Linked DNA regions of Homo sapiens: region 2 is linked to region 1. Evidence: read pairs that join two places in POLR2A ChIA-PET (ENCODE). Cell type or tissue: PC-9. All regions are shown on one strand. Links, peaks and the distances in the headings refer to the core of each region. The heading gives the core; the rest is flanking DNA. Region 1 has its middle 6.0 kb from the start of PRR15. Region 2 overlaps CHN2 (chimerin 2).

Evidence for each region. ChIA-PET counts read pairs that join two places held together with the same protein. Peaks named below come from ENCODE experiments on the same cell type or tissue, not always from the same donor. Only the 100,000 strongest peaks of a DNase experiment are listed, where the experiment ranks them.
Region 2: POLR2A ChIA-PET joins it to region 1 with 6 read pairs; 2 of 35 experiments call an interaction of 5 or more read pairs at or near these places.

Annotation. Positions count from the first base shown.
Region 1 is chr7:29,567,630-29,572,026 of GRCh38, forward strand. No RefSeq gene overlaps it. Among named protein-coding and RNA genes, the nearest start is that of PRR15, 6.0 kb to the left of the region's middle. In PC-9, for the core only: no CTCF peak of the experiment used is centred there; a DNase peak (open chromatin) is centred at 2,142; H3K4me3 peaks cover 969 bases; H3K27ac peaks cover 1,724 bases.
Region 2 is chr7:29,421,210-29,425,606 of GRCh38, forward strand. All of the region lies in intron 6 of CHN2 (chimerin 2), which reads left to right. Among named protein-coding and RNA genes, the nearest start is that of PRR15-DT, 140 kb to the right of the region's middle. In PC-9, for the core only: no CTCF peak of the experiment used is centred there; a DNase peak (open chromatin) is centred at 3,842.

The DNA.
Region 1 (4,397 bases), core at 248-4,247:
ACTAACGATTGTCTAAAATCAAAAAACAAGGCCAGGTACGGTGGCTGATGTCTGTAATGCCAGCACTTTGGGAGGCCTAGGAAGGTGGATCACCTGAGGTCAGGAGTTCAAGACCAGCCTGACCAAAAAGGTGAAACCCTGTCGCTACTAAAAATACAAAAATTAGCCGGGCGTGGTGGCAGGCACCTGTAGTCCCAGCTACTCGGGAGGCTGAGACAGGAGAATTGCTTGAACCTGGGAGACAGAAGTTGCAGTGAGCAGAGATCGTGCCACTGCACTCCAGCCTGGGCATCTGAAGGAGACTCCATCTCAAAAAAAAAAAAGACTGAACTCTGCGCAGCTAAAGAGGTGGGGGTATTTTCCCCACCCCTTTGCTTTAAAAGCTTATTTCCTTAAAGTATGCATTTATCTAGTTTCAGACCCTTTAGATCTAACAACCTGAAGATTCTTAACAAAAAGCTGTTCGCTTTTATTATGAACTTCAAGAAAAAGAGTAAACGAATACCATTTGCTTTGAGAAAATTACAAGAGAGTTATTGTAGTCGTTAAGAGGCACTGGGATCTTTTCCCACCACAATTCAGTTCATTTATAAACACCCAGAAATGCATGGCAGGAAAATTATATTGATCAAAGTGTATATCTTTGTAGATAATGACAAGCAGGAACTTAATTATAGCTTCTCGATTTGTATATGTAGACAAGCTATTTTTTTGTTTCTCCCAAATTAGTAATTTATAAAGTAGCAAAACAGTTCGATTGTTAAAAGAAATTTAACAAAGAAATTTGATGAAGATGGCTGAAATGAATTTAAATTAATGAATCAAGCTTTGGTGCCAGCAGAATAATACAGCTAATTTTGATACATGAGTTTCCACATACCAAAGGCCTTACACTAAAGGAAAGTGTATATCTAGAGGTTATGAACACCTTAAATTAAAAGAAAGTATGTGAGAGGACTTTTTTAAGCATGAAAAGACATTTTCATTGTATACGTAAAACTGGAAAGTGTGTGACCAAAATCTCATCCAGGTGGGCTTCCTGGATGAGGCAGACTACATTCAGTTTAAATGGGCCTACCATCTCTAGATTCAGAAAAAGAAGAGGGAATTGAGACTTGGCATGAAAAAAGAATTCATGATAAGGGACAGGATTGGGGGTTGGCAGAGCAACGGGAGTGAATATAGCAAATGTTGTCAAATAAGGCTTTGGAAAACCTTCAAAAAGTATTTCAATTTCACTCCGTAGAAAGTAATCAAAATTAGAGTAGGTAACTACCCAAAATGTTCTCTCCCTCCTTCAGGAAGACCGATAGATCAGGACTGTACCTATTTATAAAATTAAGTCTGCAATTACATAAGTTTAAAATCCTATACTAACCCTTTCATCCAGTTTTATTGTTTTAAAGAACTTTTTTCTTTAAAATTACTGTAGATGAACAAAACATTGGCAAGTTTCAAGGTTCTGTGTCTAATTTTGGATCCCATCCAAATCTACAATTGCTGCAGATAATCAATAGCAGACATATAGTAGAGCAATGGAACTTATTACCATATTAACATGACATCTTTACCCCACTGTTCTGAAAGAATTTAAAACCATACTAATGCAGTTATGACAGTGAATGCAATTCACAATCTGCCATTGAGGTTTGTAATTACATCGTTTTAAAGCAGTCCTAAATTATGCAGTGGGAGGAATACACTGATTTAATCCCAACTCAGTGAAATCAGAAACCAAGCAAAATTGGTGGGACAGAAAGAGCATAAGGAAGATGAGAGAATTTGACGACGTGTCTTGCTGGGATTTATGTGCTTTACAGATGTTTAATTACATTCCAATAGTATATACAGATTTAATTTTTTTTAACCTTGAGATAATTTATAGTAAAAAAAAATGCTGAATTAAATTTGCAGTCAGAAACTTTTCTTTAAATTATCTTACAAATGAAATTTCACTCACAAATTTGGAAGCCATATCAGAAATTTTAACACTATACTTCCAAAGATATGGGAAAAAAAGGAACAAAACTCTAGCAGTGTATTTGCTACACACTTTTGTAACCACGATAATTATATACAAAGGGTAGTTTTTGCCCCAGTGACTCTCCTTGCAAAATCGGTGGCTGGGCAGTGACTCATATTACAGGTCACCTGAACGTCCCTTTGTGTCTGTACTTCTATTGTTCAGCACATTCTGACTTGCATTTCAAAAGCACAAACCCGACTTTACATATGCAATTAGGATGTTCTCCTTTAGTATAACACCTGGAAATATTTTTTCTGCTTCGAAACATTATGTGAACTCAGCAATTCTAGTCCTGCCAAGTCCTTAGAAGGGAAATAGAAACCTAATGAGCATTGGCTAAAAGCTTTGTCAAAAATAGTGCTTTTCCTGAGATGCGCAGAAGAATATTTGGGTGCCTTGAAAGAAGCAAATACTAAAAATGAGCAGACAGAATTTCAAATGAAAGGTAAACTTGAAAGAAATAAGTGAAAGGACACATATTCAGTGACCCCAAGAGACGTTTTATGAAAAAAGAGAGAAAGAATATTCTTTTTCCCCAGCTGAGAAGTGTCAATCGACTAGAAACAAGCACACAAAAAGCTAGCATGATATAGTAAGGAAAATGGATTTTTCCAAGTCTATTTTATTTTTAGAGGGTTTCATTATAACATAAATGTGGAAGATTGTTTGTTGAGATAGATTCATGTTTACCTCCATGACAAGTAAAAAGTGGGACCAGAGATATTTTATACATTTGGATGTCAACATGTAAATACCATAGACTAAGGCTAGGTGTGATGGCTCACACCTGTAATCTTAGCACTTTGGGAGACTAAGGTGGGAGAATTGCTTAAGCCCCAGAGGTCGAGGCTGCAGTGAGCCGAGATTGTGCCACTGCATTCCAGCCTGGGCGACAGAGCAAGACCCTGTCTCAAAAATAAAAAACAAAACAAAACAAGAAACAAATATCGTAGACTAGAAACAAGTGTGGAACCCGCAGCAAAGTTTGTCACTGATGGGCTGGCTGTCCCATTGCAGTATGTTTCTTCTCACCTGTTCTCTGTACTCCCTGACCCCATTCTTACCCTGCCTCCAAGGCACTGCACATGCATTCCCATGAGGCTCAGGGATACAGAAAAGGGGCTGCCATGAGACTTCCCGGACTCCTGCAGGCACAGTGTGTTGCCAATCACTTTGTTAGAAGACCATGCAGATTTGGAACATGGGATGAATAGTGTTCATGGTGAGAGAATATGACCACTAAGCGGATAGGATGTAAGGAAACTAAATAGACCTTGCCTTAGAAGAAGACAGTTGACCATTTATTTAGAAATGGCAATAGCCGTCAACCATGATAAATAAGATGGACAGTGGAATAAAAGCAGTCCTTCTGGGAATTCAAAGCAAGGAAATCAGCTGTGCTTTCAAACAAAATTGTACTACAGATGATGAAATGATAGACTCATAATTATGTCAAAGTTGTTGGCATAATCTTCTACAATAATGAGATCCATGAATGGAGTGTCTTTATTTCTGAGGTGTGGAACAAGACTGTTTACACAGGAAATAAAAATTTTTGGCCCTAAAATCAGGAAGATTCAGTTTAAAGAAACTGAAGATCCCTAACCCTAAGAAGAACCAGACACTGATTCACCTGCTGGTTAAGTAGGGATTATGGGACCAATGCTGGACCTCCCTGTGACATTTAAGAAGGTATTTTCCTGTGGCCGGGCACAGTGGCTGATGCCTGTAATCCCAGCACTTTGGGAGGCCAAGGCGGGTGGATCACCTGAGGTCAGGAGTTCGAGACCAGCCTGGCTAACATGGTAAAACCCCGTCTCTACTAATAATATAAAAATTAGTTGGGCATGGTAGTGCACACCTGTAATCCCAGCTACTCAGGAGGCTGAGGCAGGAGAATCGCTTGAACCCAGGAGGCGGAGGTTGCAGTGAGCCAAGATCGTGCCATTGCACCCCAGCCTGGGCGACAAGAGCAACACTCTCTCTCAAAAAAAAAAAAAAAAAAGGAATAAGGAATTTTCCTTGAGTTATAAGTATCCTGAATTAGGCATTTCTTTCTAGTAGCCAGTCATTAAGCATGCCCCTTGATTGATACCCTGCAAGGATAGCAGCAGAAAACTGCAGTTTTCAAGACACCTGAATATAGTCTTCTCTCTGACTTGCTCTTACATAAATCTTAGTTGATAGGGGTGTTACTCTACTCTTCTGTAAAATTGGGGAATTAGTTTATATTCCTGTTCTAAAACTCTGATTTAGTATTCTCCTATTCTGAGCAACTCGTTGTGAAAGTAAACTCATAAAATATTCATTGTTCACTTTGAAAACAAAAGGCACCAGCTGTCCAGTACTGATTGTTAAGTGGGGCGATGGG
Region 2 (4,397 bases), core at 196-4,195, 150 kb before region 1:
CCCAGCACCAGAGGTTGATCTGAAGCCAGCCTGTCTGAGAGTCAGCAACAGAGTCAGCCGCACTGGGACTGTTCAGATCTTCAGCCTACCCAAGGGCAGACTCCCCAAATTAAAAATTACCCCCCATTTCCTGCCTTTGGGCTACTTTAGTGCCTCTCAGAAGTGTCCTCAGGGAAACGGCTCTGGAAGGAAGTAAAACTGAAGGCAGAGCTGGTAAAAAGTTCTGTGCACAGAGGAATGTGAGGCTACTGGCTAAAAACGACTGGGTTTCAAGTAGTCTTGCACCTGCCGCCCTAACCACACATAAGAGAAGTGACTATTGGGACAACCAAAGCTCCTTGATGCCTGCACTTCCTCCTGCTTTATTTCTTCATCTCCAAAGGGATTCATCCAATGACTTCTTTTGGCAGGAACATTCTAGCTCAGAGAAGGTGAGCTGAAAATTAAGAATAGCTGTTTGAGGAGAAAGTGAGAGAAGGGCTCATAAACGTCTGAGATAGAATGTACGTGAATGTCCATGAAGGCAACCACATGCCTGTGAGTGTAAGTCACACAGGAAGGTGCTGGCCGATGGTTTGTATGAGAGCACCCCCATCCTTGCCATGGCCACATTAAGAAGCTATTTGAACACCGGCCCATATATATTGTGATTTTCTCAGAGGGGAAGATTTAAGGGACTTGAAGAAAGCAGACAGCGTTTCCTACTGAAATGCTGTCAGGCAAGCTATGCACAGAACTTCCAGTCACATATTTGGTGACTATTAACATGGGAATCACCGAATATGGGTATATTTTTATGCCACATAGGGACATAAAATTCCCTGCTATAATAGAAAAATGTAACATTCTCCTTTGAAATATCTGTACTCTGTTTAAATTAGCAAGTATACATGGTCAGAATTCATGTATTTGTGTTAGTTTTCCAAGTGAGGATTTTTTTAATGACTTTCTCTTCCGGGTCAAGTGTGTTAATTTTAAGGATGACTTTAGCACTTTTTATTATAATGGATCTTTTTTAAAAGAATGATGGAAGGTTGGGCGTGGAACCTCTTTCAGCCTGAGCTTTAAGCAGCCCTTTGAGTGACCTGATGGATGTCAAATACACACAGGTGCAGCAGCCGGCACCCGCCAGGTGTGCTATCAATTCCAGCCACTGGTATACTACTAGTTTTTAAGGTAGTTCCAGAGTCATGGTTAAAAAATGAAGTCTCTGACTGTGATGTTTCCTGCATGATCAAGGTCAAATTTTAAAGTCATTTTCCAGATCTAATAGACGGCCTCTCTCCCTGGCCACTCTCTGAGCAAAGTAGCCATAGCTGAGATTTTCCTTCACAAATTAAATATATGTATATACTTAGAGAAGCAGTTGCTGATGTTTTGAAAAAGGAGTATTTACTTAGAAAAGCAAAACAAATTAGTAAACTGCTTGCTTTACATAAATAAACTCTTTGGAATCATGTGGTATTTCTACGAGATGTCAGGGCTATTACCTGTGGTCAGATAAATTTGCATCTTACAAAGCTAACCAGGTTTCTTTTTCATAGGACTTCTCGGTGGGCTAGCTTACCCCAGAAATCTCCCAGAGGGGCTGGAAGCTGAGTGGTTCCCACTTTTATCTGCCCATGGAAAGCTTTCAGTGCTGGACATCTCTCAAACTAATGTTCTGAGAAACACACTTTGGGAGAAGTGGGGCAAATGCAAATGAAAAATAGAGAAAAAGCTTCCATGTTTAGGGGTGTGCTTCGTAACTTACACTGTTACAGCTCTTTTTACATACTTGACTTGTTAATTCTACTTCCTTCTTCAGGCTGCTTTTGACTTTGGCCTGTTCGTACCAAACCTTGCCTATCAAAGCGTTATATAAATTGCTATAGAAAAGATTTCAACTGAATTAGGAACACCAAGGAAATGCTTTCAATTCCCAGATTCATAGAATGTTAGCACCCAGGGTGGAGAAAAGAAGGAAATGACGGGGACGTTTATTTCATGCTTATGTCCCAGCCCAGTGATGGCCAGACTTGTCTCCCCTGACAATCAGTGGGTGCTGGAATGCACTGCCCCTGCACCCCGCAGGACTGAAGACTCATTCCCCCAGCAGCTGGGCAGGCTGCAGGCAGACGCCCCCAGGTGAAGGAAGCTGTGTTGTCCAAAGCCCACATCCAGTGACTGTGTAACCTGAGGGTATAAAAGCTCAGCTTCTTTGCTGCAATTTGGGACAAGTCTGAAGGACCAGCCACACTTCAGAATTCCCTGGGGTCAGCTGGGGTTTTTGTTGAGACTGCCTTGCCATACCTCCCCCTGCCCAATCTTGCATCCTGTGCATGCCACTGGCCTTGGAATCTGCTTCCCAGAAAACCTGGCCAGCAACGGTTCTCCAGGAAGGACGAAATCTCAGGCTAAAACTGGAAGTGGAAAGTAGCCACTTTATTTTCTTTTTAATTCATTTTAATTTCCATCTCAAGCTTCCATTCTGCCTAATGGCAATATCATAGTCTTTGTCAATTTAGAGTAAATTCAGCCAGTTCAGGGATTCCCTCTCCCCACTTCCCCCTGGGCTTACGTCTCCTTTCCATGGGACTTCAGGAGTTGTCATCTCTCTGTGCCAGAATCCATTGAAACATCCCATATCCTGGTCGCAGGCTGGTTTGTAGTCCATGCCCCATTTGTAGCTGCATCCTTTTTGGCTCAAATGCCAGGTCTTACCTGGCGGCTACCTCTCAGTGCCACGTCCTTGCCACTCATAGCTGCAAGGGAAGGACCATTCTTCTGCCTCCCACTCATGGTGGGCTACTTGGGGACAACATGAGGTTGCCTAATTTGCCACTATAGAAATTGTTTGTTTATAGGGCGGAAAACCCACTATAGTAGAGTTCCATTGTTTAGCACTGAAGTATTATTCAAAGTAAGTGATTTAGAGTTGTCCAGAAAGTCCTAAAGAAGAAGTTATTTTTTGGTGTCCCTGGGTGAAATAGAGGCCGTCAGACATGTTCTACAGAAATAGTTTTTAAATTAGTTCCATGCAACCTCCCACATTGCTTTAACATATCTTTATTGAGTACCTTCCATTTATGGGTTTGTTCAAGATGCCGGGGACATAGTAGAGAAACACATAGGGAAGACCCTTGATCTCCCCAGTTTTTTTTTAAATAGGAATTTGGTCCCTATTAAACCAGGACATCTTCAGCAGTGATTTCAATATGAGGACCACAAACAAGATGGCATTTGCTTTCACTTCCCCTGTCGGAGTTAGGTGAGATCCCACTTTCGGTGGCCTCCCCCAAGGGAACATCAGCACTACCTTCTGCTCAGTCAATTGTCACAACTGTTGACTCTCTAAATAGTCAGCAACTTAGACTTTCTCCATGAATTGGCAGTGCACAGGCCACATCTGGCTGACAGACATGTTTTGACTGGTTCGTACATTGTTTTTAAAAATATTTTTAATTTTGGAGATTTTACAAACATTTGGATTTCTAGTTTCTCTTTTTTAAAAAAAATCTGTTAGGCCAAAGTTCACAGCCTCATATGGCAACCAATTTAGCCAGAGTTTAAGTACTGCCTCGTCCACCGCGCTGCCTTCAGATGGGGCAGGTGCTTTGCAGTTCAGCACAGTCTGGTCAGACAGCCACCCTCCCTCACCTCCTTTACCCTCTGGCCCCTGGAGGCCTATTCCTGGAGGATTTTGTCTTTACATTAATCAAGGCTGACAAAGCTGCATCCTGGAGCTTGTGATTCTGGCCCCACCTACTATAGTATTTACCTGACCAAGCTTTGGCTTGGTGCTTTGCACCTGCATCAAGAGATTTGACAAGCAGTGGATGTTGGTGACTCACACACTGTTGATTGTGATGTGGACTGTTTCACACCCTTAACAACCATCTCTATGACAGCCATTGGTGTTGATTGAGAGATCTCACTCGTTCGCTGTCCCTCTAGCAATGATAGGATGAAAGACCCAGCCCCCCTGCGGTTGGGTGAGGCCATATGGCACTTCAGACCAGTAAAGTATGAAAGGAGATGATGTAGATTTCCAGATGAGTGCATTGTCTGCCTGTGCAAGATGCCCAGAGCTGTCTTCTCCTCCCACTACTGCAATCAGCAGCATCCAAGATGGTGGGTGCTGCCAGCTGAGTCCCGGAGGGAGGAGACACGGAGCAGACCCCCAGCTGAGGAACAGAGGACATGGAGCATGATTGAGATGTAGATCTTGGTAGATACAAGAAACTCAGGTTTTGGGATCTTTTGACCCTGCAGCATGACCTAGCCTGTACTGAGTAATACAGTCCATAAAAGAGACTTCTCCAAGAGTCCTGAGAAAAATTCTTCTTAGAAGCTGGTTTCCACTTATCTTATGGATCCTAAGAATCTTCTTTAGCTTCTAGGAACTTTAGACCTAA